Linked DNA regions of Homo sapiens: region 1 is linked to region 2. A link is a loop called in an ENCODE intact Hi-C map of the cell type or tissue named here. Cell type or tissue: OCI-LY7. All regions are shown on one strand. Each heading gives the region's core, and the rest is flanking DNA. Links, peaks and the distances in the headings are about the cores only.

Evidence for each region. A loop is a pair of places that touch in the nucleus more often than their neighbours do. Peaks named below come from ENCODE experiments on the same cell type or tissue, not always from the same donor. Only the 100,000 strongest peaks of a DNase experiment are listed, where the experiment ranks them.
Region 1: a loop joins it to region 2, with 4 times the contacts of the local background. A loop is called at or near these places in 4 of 110 quality-filtered maps.

The regions. Positions count from the first base shown.
Region 1 is chr17:19,304,279-19,309,646 of GRCh38, forward strand. All of the region lies in intron 4 of EPN2 (epsin 2), which reads left to right. It overlaps EPN2-AS1 (EPN2 antisense RNA 1), which reads right to left and starts at 1,983. Exons shown (of 3, transcript NR_048576.1): 1 at 1,661-1,983. RefSeq lists enhancers at 1-117, 1,946-2,075, 4,644-5,368. In OCI-LY7, for the core only: no CTCF peak of the experiment used is centred there; DNase peaks (open chromatin) are centred at 1,263, 1,633, 2,223 and 4,193; H3K4me3 peaks cover 2,141 bases; H3K27ac peaks cover 2,527 bases.
Region 2 is chr17:19,242,296-19,247,663 of GRCh38, forward strand. All of the region lies in intron 1 of EPN2 (epsin 2), which reads left to right. Among named protein-coding and RNA genes, the nearest start is that of EPN2, 7.6 kb to the left of the region's middle. In OCI-LY7, for the core only: no CTCF peak of the experiment used is centred there; DNase peaks (open chromatin) are centred at 956 and 2,666; H3K27ac peaks cover 2,216 bases.

The sequences.
Region 1 (5,368 bases), core at 171-5,170, 62 kb after region 2:
TGATTCAGGAAGTGGCCCCTGGAACCACAGGATGATGTCACCACATTGAGGAAGCGTTTCACTGCTGTTCAGTAACAAGGAAGGAACTTAGCTGAACTAGAGAACTGGCCACTGGACAGTGGACGCTGACCCTGTGCTCAGTGCTGGCTCCCTAGCCCCTCCCTCGAAGTAGGTCAGCCCAGCAGAAAGCAACCCCAGGCCTGTTCCTCGGAGGCCTGGGAAGGGCCACGCTTTCTGTGTGTGACGTGGAGGGTGGGGTGTCTGAAGGAGCTTAGCCCTCAGGTGGTCTGGTCCCCATGGATGGAGGAAAGAGCACCAGCTCAGGACAGGGCTGGAATCCACAGGGAAGAGCCAACTGCATCCCAGCACTCCTGACCCCTTGGTAGGTCAGTTGTTTACCTCCTCCCACAGGCCCCACTGTCTTCATTTCACTGATGTGGGAGCAGAAGCTCAAAGAGGTCAGGCTATCACATGGACTCCCACTGCTTGTCAGCGGTGGGGACAAGATTTGTCCGTCCAGTGCTCTTTCCACTATCTGGTCTTCCCTTGGCTGACATGCACAGGGTGTGAGAGGTGGTAGCAGTGCTTGGGCCCACATGGGGTCTTCTCACGCCCCCAAGGCCTGGCAACCTTTCATTTTTTCTGAGTTGTCAGACATGCCTGTGTACCCAGCATTGCCACACCAGGCCCAGGGACATAGGAAAACCAGGACCTCACCCTGCCTTCTCCACAGGGTCTGTGACGCTCACGTACCAGTGCAGTCATGCTGCCCACTGCACAGAGCCATTTGATGGTAGAATCCTGTCCCATGTGCTGTAAAATGTAAAAATATACTTTGGTTTTTTTTTTTTTTTTTTTTTTTTGAGACAGTCTTGCTCTGTTGCCCAGGCTGGAGTGCAGTGGTATGATCTTGGCTCGCTGCAACCTCCACCTGCTTAGTTCAAGTGATTTTCATGCCTCAGCCTCCTGGGTAGCTGGGACTACAGGCACGTGCCACCACACCCAGCTAAATTTTGTATGTTTAGTAGAGACAGGGTTTTGCCCTCGTTGGCCAGGCTGATCTCGAACTCCTGGCCTCAAGTGATCCACCCCCTTCGGTCTCCCAAAGTGCTGTGACATCATTACAAGCATGAGCCACCATGCCTAGCCTACATTTGTGTTTTTTGTACTTGCCACTTTCTTTCTGTTTGACCTATCCATGCAGATTAGAGGAGGCTTTTTAATCAGCACTATGTGACTGGCAGATGCTGCTTCCATACTTTCTAGGAAAATTGCAAAATGTAGCTGATAAGAATCAATTTCCTGTTTTTCTACCAACTCGATTGCCTTCTTTCACAGTTACCTGAAAGTGGCCCACTGAAGCATCTTTATTAAAAAATCTTTCACCCTTTGTTTTAGGAGCGCATTTGGGAAAGGGTGTCTCTCCCCCAGCACAGAGTACAGGCACCCAGGCTCTGCCGGGCAGTCCCTGGAGCAGACAGGGTGGACTCGAGTGGGAGAGACCCTTGTCTGCCTGAGTTGGGAGAGTTTTCTTGGTCTTCTTTTTAGATTGTATTTTGAGGGAAATGTTGGGCTTTTCTAGCCTTCCTACTCAGCCTCTCCCCCTTAGGCTTTTTCTCAGCTGGTGTGACAGACTGGAAAGGATAGAAATAAGGCCTACCTGTGGTTACAGTTCTTGACCACAGCAAGTGAAGACTTGGAGCTCTTCCAGTGGGGTTCATAATGCAAAAGGCCGCCTTCCTGGGAGAAGGTCCGTGCATTTGATGCGACTTTAGTGATGAGCTTAAACTAACAATTCCCGTTCTTCCTTCCAGTGAGTGTCTGGGAAAGCAACCTGCAACAATGAGAGAGTGGCACATCCCCCAGCACTTGCTTTTTCCCTTGGTCCCTGTGAGCTCTGAACCTTCAGATCCTCAGAGCAGAGCCAAGGCCAGGCTCAGGTGGTCAGAAGGGCCCATTCAGGCCTGTCTCACAACGACGTCTGTGTTCACTGTCATGTGCATGGGCACAAGAGGCCCTTTGTGGAGCTGAGTTGCTGTCACCAAGGCAAGAATATCTCTGCTGGAATCCTCCCTCGAAGCTCAGTCCCGTTGTGTGTAGCTCAGCTGATGTTCAATGGTTGGTGGCCAAGAATTCTGCCATCTGCAGAACTGAAAGCTGTACATCCGTTTATGAAAACCACAACATTCAGGGGAATACCCATTGTCTTTAATTTCTACATTGATGTGACGAGCTATGATGTGGTGAGCCAGTATGTGCCAGCTGTGCGTTATTCTAACAGTGTCAGTTATGGTAGACGTAAACATGTACATTTGCATTTGAAGCTATTCTGGCCTTGCAGATGTGCTAGAAAGCTCAGAGGACAAAGGAGGCCTCACTTCTCCAGCAGGTCCAGTTCAGAGCCCCGTGCCCACTCTCCCCCTCCAACCTGGCTGTATCAGGCACTGTAGCTGTGCAACTCAGTACCAGCTTCCCTGCCAGGATGGGGCTTGTTTTCCAGAGCACTTTTTTTGGGGTGGGGTGGGATATGAGCCTTCTACTTGATTCATTTGTGGTTTCCATTTGGTAGTAAATGAAGGATGTCGTAAGTGCAATATTTGCTTTATAGCAAGGGTTTTGTGAACCAAGCCTCAGAGATTCCTTATCAGGAAAGAGGCTGGGAACAGGTGGCTGGAGTGGTTAATGATTTGGGTGTGAGTGCCCTGTTCACTTGAGAAGAGTCCCCAGGAACTGTCTGGCTTCCTTTATTCTCTTCCATGTGGATGGTGACATCTTTTTGAACATAGGAAAGCCCAAACTTGAGAGTTCTGATTGGCATAGGTGAAGTTTAGGAACAAAACGAACAAAAAAATATACTTTTTGTTTTGGTGTATTATTAAGAAATCAAGTTGTTAAGGTGGATTGAGGACTTTTCTTTACCCTCTAGCTTTATTTCTGAAGAGATACTTTGGGAAATATAATTGAGTGATAACACTAGGATGGGATTTGACTTGATTTTATTTAGAAAAATACATTTATGTTTTTATAGCTGCAACTTTCTTTTTTTTTTGGAGATGGAGTCTCGCTCTGTCACCCAGGCTGGAGTGCAGTGGCGCGATCTCAGCTCACTGCAAGCTCTGCCTCTTGGGTTCATGCCATTTTCCTACCTCAGCCTCCTGAGTAGCTGGGATTATGGGTGCCCACCACCATGCCCGGCTAATTTATTTTGTATTTTTAGTAGAGATGAGGTTTCATCATGTTAGCTAGGATGGTCTCAATCTCCTGACCTCGTAGCTAGAATGGTCTCGATCTCCTGACCTCGTGATCTGCCTGCCTCGGCATCCCGAAGTGCTGGGATTACAGGCGTGAGCCACTGTGCCCGGCCCGTTCCAAAGTAAATTTATTGCTATATGTTTTGTGTGTTTTTAAGAATTTCATGACAGGGTGATGCCTCTGCTTGGCAACCTCACATGGTAGAGAAGTTCCCAGTCTCCTGCCCGGCCCCACCTCAGCCCTCTGCCCAGAAGCAGCCTCTTTCTACCTCCCCTGGTTCTTCTGTGGATCCCGTCTGTGGCCTGAATTGCATTTAGGCCTCTTCCCCTGTTTTATTCACCATAGCCATGGCCCAGCTATCTGAAAGCCTCCTTTGTCAGGAATTATTCCTAACCTTTTAGTTTCTCTCAAAGAGGAAAACCCTAAGAAGCAAATTTAGATTGGAAAGTAAGGCAGAAGCAACACCTAGGTGAATGAATCCTGCTAGTTAGGTTTCCTAAAATAGATGTAATGAAAGAAGGAAGTAAACTAATACACAATTAGAACATTTATTTATTTTTTGAGATGCAGTCTTGCTCTTTTGCCCAGGCTGGAGTGCAGTAGCTTGATCTTGGCTCACTGCAACCTCTGCCTTCTGTGTTCAAGCAATTCTCCTGCCTCAGCCTCCCAAGTAGTTGGGATTACTGGCGCCCGCCACCACACCCAGCTAATTTTTGTGTTTTTAGTAGAGACCGGGTTTTACCATTTTGGCCAGGCTTGTCTAGAACTCCTGGCCTCAGGTGATCCGCCCGTCTCAGCCTCCCAAAGTGCTAGGATTACAGGCATAAGCCGCCATGCCCGGCACAATTAGAACATTTTAAAATGACCCGTTAACCATGAAATTGAATTCTGTAGTTGTCCATCTGTCGACCTGTGCATGCACCTGTCTGTGCATGCATGTAAGCCTCCACCCAACAGGTGTTTGTCAGCCAGGGGTGAGTGCTACAAGGGAGAGGTGCAGAGGTGCAGAGTCTGACACAGCATCAGGATGGAGGGGAAGGACCAGGTCCGGGAAGCCGAGCTCTGACTACAAAAGAGGAGGTGGGTGCGCTGAGGGAACAGCCTGCACGGAGACCCGGGAGGAGGACAGGGCAAGGAACCATCTAAAGCAGTAGCTCCAAATCTCTCAGAGGGCAGGTCTTGTTCTGAGAGTTTTAGAGAAGCTATGGACCCTTCCTGAAACGGGGGCAGAGGTGGGCACATACTTCTAAAACTACAATAATTTCTAAAAGCATTTAGATTCCCTGATCGTGAAACATCCTGATGGCTGTGTAAGCCCCAGCACCCAGCACCATGGTTTATGTTGTGAATGTTAAGACTCCCGTGGGGTTTGTTACATCAGCTAGGAGTTCACATCTCATTCATTCAATAAAAACTGTCTTTCCAGGAGCTGCTTAGAAGTATTTAAACTAGCTAAGTGCACAGCAAAAGTGTCTGCATTTTTATCTGCATTTCTTTCTAATCAGTGTACAAAGCTGCTTACAGAACGAAAATGTTTGGGGTCACTGCAGAAATGGGCGGGCTTCATTTTCCATGATCTCGTAGTAACACTACGAGAGACAAAGGTCAACTCTTTTTTTTTTTTTTTTTTTGAGACGGAGTCTCGCTCTGTCACTAGGCTGGAGTGCAGTGGCGAGATCTTGGCTCACTGCAACCTCCATATCCCGGGTCTCTAAGTGATTCTCCTGCTAGCTGGGATTATAGGCACACGCCACCATGCCCAGCTAATTTTTGTATTTTTAGTAGAGATGGCGTTTCACCATGTTGGCCAGGATGGTCTCGATCTCTTGACCTTGTGATCCGCCCGCCTCGGCCTCCCAAAGTGTGAGGATTATAGGCGTGAGCCACCGCGCCTGGCCTCAAAAGTCAGCTCTTGAATGTTGGTGTGCCTGGAGTGGAGTCTTTGGTCTCCAGATGCCCTCCACCTGTTTGAAGGATGCTCTTTGGTTCATCTGTTCAAGAGCTATACTTTGGGTCTTTGAGTTAGTTCCTTTTTTGGAGCACTGCAGATCTGCCGTGAAGACTGAGGTTCTGATCCTTGTGAGGCCTGATGGCTGGGGCTTGCATACCCAAAGGC
Region 2 (5,368 bases), core at 188-5,187:
CCGGGCATAGTGGCATACACCTGTAGTCCCAGCTACTCAGGAGGCTGAGGCAGGAAAATCACTTGAACCTGGGAAGGGGAGGTTGCAGTGAGTCTCCAGCCTGGGTGACAGAGCAAGACTCTTGTCTCAAAAAACAAAAACAAAAAACCTGTCTTCTTTTGAACCAGATCCGCAACATTGTTAAAATGCTCCCTATCCATGCATTGGATTCTTTCTGTGACTCATTCCCCTAGTACCTAGGTGCTGGAGCCTGCTTCGTTCCTGGGCATAGAAAGTCCTTTTCCTGATTCTGTTTCCTGTTGGTCCTGGTCTAGGCAGAGTGTGCTTCACTTTCAAGCCCTCTAGAGACAGGACAGGTAACTTAATTCTCTTTCTGTTCAAAGCAATACAAGGAATTGGACATGCAAAGGGCTGTAAATAAAGGGACTCCCCATCTTCTCTTCATGGTAACCCTGCTGATATATAGAACAGGGAAAAGTAGGCTCATCCTGGGGGACGGCTGATTGTTTAGGGCTAATGCATGATGTGGATTTAAAAGCATTTATAATTAATCACTTCTGAGTGCAGGCTTCATTTTTCCTCTTGGTCCCACCCCTCTTAGGTAGTTGCACGTTGCAGCAGCTCGATAGCTGAGAACACCAAGTGGTACAGTTAATTTGGCTTCAAAGGCCATGTGGCAGATAGCTTTGGAATGAGGTGTGGGTACTAATGGGCCTCCTGGCTGGGTGGCTTTGGGCACTTTAATCACTGAGCTTTGGTGTCCTCATCTCTAAAGGGGGGCTCGTAATCACTACTTCATGAAATAGACTAGCCTTGTTTCTCAAACTCCTGTGTGCAGCAGAAGCACCCAGAGGGCTTGCTGAACACGTGGCTGGGGCTGCACCCCATTGTTTCTCATTAGGGAGGGGAGGCCTGAGAATGTGTCTTTTTTTTTTTTTTTTTGAGACAGAGTCTTGTTCTGTTGCCCAGGCTGGAGTGCGGTGGCGCGATCTTGGTTCGCTGCACTCCACCTCCCAGGTTAAAGCGATTTTTCTGCCTCAGCTTCCTGAGTAGCTGGGATTACAGGTGTGTGCTACCATGCCTGGCTAATTTTTTTTTTTTTTTTTTTTTTTTTTTTGAGACGGAGTCTCGCTGTCTCCCAGCCTGGAGTGCAGCGGCGCGATCTCAGCTCACTGCAAGCTCCGCCTCCCGGGTTCACGCCATTCTCCTGCCTCAGCCTCCCGAGTAGCTGGGACTACAGGCACCCGCCACCACACCCGGCTAATTTTTTTGTATTTTTAATAGAGATGGGGTTTCACCGTGTTAGCCAGGATGGTCTCGATCTCCTGACCTTGTGATCCGCCTGCCTCGGCCTCCCAAACTGCTGGGATTACAGGCATGAGCCACTGCGCCCGGCCATGCCCGGCTAATTTTTTGTATTTTTAGTAGAGATGGGGTTTTACCACGTTGGCCAGACTGGTCTCAAACTCCTGACCTCAAGTGATCCGCTTGTCTTGGCCTCCCAAAGTGCTGGGATTACAGGTATGAGCCACTGTGCCTGGCAGAGAATGTGTATTTTTAGCCAGCTTCCAAGTGCTGCTGATGCTGCCAGTCTAGGGACCAAATTTGGGAACCTTGGCCCAGAGGACTTTATGGGAAGGTGTGTAAGATGTCTAGCACCTGCTGGCTGTGCAGTAGGAACTCAAAAATGACACTGAAATGTTTCTGAATATTGGTCTGAAGATGATGGATGGCGTGACATTTGGAAAGGAAATGGGGAGAGAAGATGTCATTGTCCTTCAAAAAGGCTGTAAATCTTGGATGCTGTTGAAAAAGCAGGTTCATCATTCTCACACATCATGTAAGAAGTTTACTGTCTAGGCCTTTTAGAATTGTAACTTGGGGGCTGGGTGCAGTGGCTCATGCTTGTAATCCCAGCACTGGGAGGCTGAGGCTGGTGGATCACTTGAGGCCAGGAGTTGGAGACCAGCATGGCCAACATGGCGAAACCCCATTTCTACTAAAAATACAAAAATGAGCCAGGTGTGGTGGCGTGGGCCTGTAGTCCCAACTACTCGAGAGGCTGAGGCACGAGAATTGCTTGAACCTGGGAGGCGGAGGTTGCAGTGAGCCGAGATTGTGCCACTACACTCCAGACTGTGTGAGGGAGTGTGACTCTTCTCAAAAAAAAAAAAAAAAGAAAGAATTGTAACTTGAAAAGGTTGAGGGAGTAATGTTGTTGGGTCCTGGATTCCCACGGGGCCACTTGGCATGGACCACTGGTGTTAATGGAAGTTGCTTCTCCTCCCTGCAGCAATTCAGATTTAATATTCTTTCATGTTTACAGTTCGAATTTTTTTTCTTCAGTGGTAATTATCAACTTGTCCATCAAAACCGAATGTGCAGGGAGGTGTGTGTGAGCCCCGATGGTTTTTGAATATTTCCTGTGTGCGAGGCCTTATATTACTAATTTTATGCACTGTGTTTAATTTTCATGGTGGTCCTGCAAGCCCTATCACCATTTCTCATTTTGCATTTTAAAAAACTAAGAGGGGTTCAGTAACCTGCCCCAGGCCATACAGTTAGTATGAACTCCTGCTGGTATGCCCCAGCTGGTATTTGCTGCCACCTGTGTCAAACTCAGAACTGCTTTATTTCCACGACCTCATTTGCAGCTGTGCCAGGTGCGCCCATTACCTCACTGTACCCTCACAACAACCCCAAGAGGTAGGCTGAGCAAGCTGAGGCTCGGAAGAGGCAAGCTTGGTCATGGGCACCTGGCCAGTGGCTGGCTGGACCTGAATTCAGTCCCACACCTGTCTGATTTTGGAGCTTTATGAAGTTGTTTCTATGATAACAGCTTACCTCTCTGTCAGGTGGCCCTAAGCTGCCTGGATGTGTACAGCAGGGACCTAGGGCTACCCTAGATGGCTTGACCCCAAGGAAGTCTGTGTGGGCTAGTAAGGGTTTTTGTGTTTGCAGAGCTGTGTTAAAATAATTGGCCAAATTTTTCCTTGAGCGAAGGGGACATTTCTTTTTACTTTGTGATCCTGCAGCTCTGCACACTGGTGTGGGTACTAAGGACTGAAAACCCTCTACTAATGCTACTTTGTTAAAAGGGGGTCAAATATGGAATTTGGTAGTCTTTTTTTTTTTTTTTTGAGTTGGAGTCTCTGTTGCCAGGCTGGAGTGCAGTGGCGGGATCTCAGCTCACTGCAGCGGCGGGATCTCAGCTCACTGCAGCCTCTGCCTCCCAGGTTCAAGCAATCCTCCTGCCTCAGCCTCCCGAGTAGCTGGGACTATAGGCATGTGCCACCACACCCAGCTAATTTTTATATTTTTAGTAGAGATGGGGTTTTGCCATGTTAGCCAGGATGGTCTTGATCTCTTTTTTTTTTTTTTTTAAAGATGGAGTTTTGCTCTTGTCGCCTAAGCTGGAGTGCAATGGCGCGATCTCGGCTCACTGCAACCTCCATCTCCTGGGCTCAAGTGATTCTCCTGTCTCAGCCTCCTGAGTAGCTGGGACTACAGGCACGTACCACCACGCCTGGGTAATTTTTTTGTATTTTTAGTAGAGACCAGGTTTTACCATGTTGGCCAGGCTGGTCTCGAACTCCTGACCTCAGGTGATCTGCCCGCCTCGGCCTCTCAAAGTGCTGGGATTACAGGCGTGAGCCACCATGCCCGGCCCTTCTTCATCTCTTGACCTTGTGATCCTCCTACCTCGGGCTCCCCAAGTGCTGGGATTACAGGCGTGAGCTATCGCACCCAGCTGGAATTTGGTAGTCTTAAAAAGTTACATGTGGCTGGGCGTGGTGGCTCATACCTGTAATCCCAGCACTTTGGGAAGCCGAGGCAGGTGAATCATGAGGTCAAGAGATCAAGACCATCCTGGCCAAATGGTGAAACCCCATCTCTACTAAAAATACAAAAATTAGCTGGGCGTGGTGGCGCATGCCTGTAGTCCCAGCTACTTGGAAGGCTGAGGCAGGAGGATCGCTTGAACTGGGAGACAGAGGTCGCAGTGAGCTGAGATCATGCCACTGCACTCCAGCCTGGCGACAGAGCGAGACTGTCTCAAAATAATAAGAATAATAATAATTCCATGTGAAGTATGTCCTTCCCCAGTAGGCAATTAACACCTGGGTTCTAGCCAATGGGTAATTTTCTCTCTGGTCTTAAAATGTCCTGGGGAGGCTGGGGTGTGAGCATTTTCCCAAGGTTTGAGCACTCTTTGCAGCTCCCCAACCAAGGAATGGTAAACAGCTATGTGTTGGTGCTTGCCCTGCACTTGTGGGAGGCCCTGGAGGCTTGGACTTGAGTTTGTTTTGTGAACTCTTTAAGACTCTGAGGTGAATAAATCAATGTGAGCAAAAAGTTGTATTAAAAGGCCCCTTCCGCCCCCCCCAAAAAAATATCCTAGCAATAAAGGGACGCAGTTGTTTTGTTTTGTTTTTTTTTTCCCCCCTGAAAGCAAGTCCTCCCTGTGTGCCTTTTTTTTTTTTTTTTTTTGAAGCGGAGTCTCGCTCTGTCACCCAGGCTGGAGTGCAGTGGCGCGATCTCAGCTCACTGCAGGCTCCGCCCCCGGGTTCACGCCATTCTCCTGTCTCAGCCTCCCAAGTAGCTGGGACTACAGGCGCCCGCCACCACGCCTGGCTGATTTCTTTTTGTATTTATGGTAGAGAGGGGGTTTCACCGTGTTAGCCAGGATGGTCTTGATCTCCTGACCTCGTGATCTGCCCACCTCAGCTTCCCAAAGTACTGGGATTACAGGCGTGAGCCACTGCGCCCAGCCCCCTGTGTGCCTTTTTGATACTCAGAGCTGTCCTGGGATATAATGACTATACTATGGATGACAAAATTTGGGAAACATCTGATTGGAGAAAGAATTTGTATGTCACTTTATGAGAAGCAGCTGGGAGATGTAGAAGTATGGGCATTTCAAGGACAGTTTCATGACTGAGGCCAGTGTCAACCTGAAAAATATGGAACACGTGATCTAGAGGCAAATAATGGTTATAAATGAAATGCCACCAAGAACTTAATCTAATTGAGAAGACAAAGTTACTATTTGTGAGACAGAAGCTAGCAGTTTGTTGAGCCATGATTTTGATTCTTTGTCAGGGGGTCAAGAATGGAGAAAAAATTTAGAAGTCAGGGAAGCTATCAGGAGAAGGTAGGATTTGAGCTGGACCTTGAAGAACAAGAAACAGTATCCCTAAGTGGAAGGCAGATGGGAAGGTATTTCGGATCTCAGGAACAGCAGGAGTTAAAGCTTGAGATGGGATGGGGTAGGTGCTTGAGTGTGTGCTGGCTCCTGCAGCTGGTGACGGGTGGATGCCTGCTGGGAGCAGTGAGCTCCCAGGTGGCCAGATGGCCACTGGCTCTG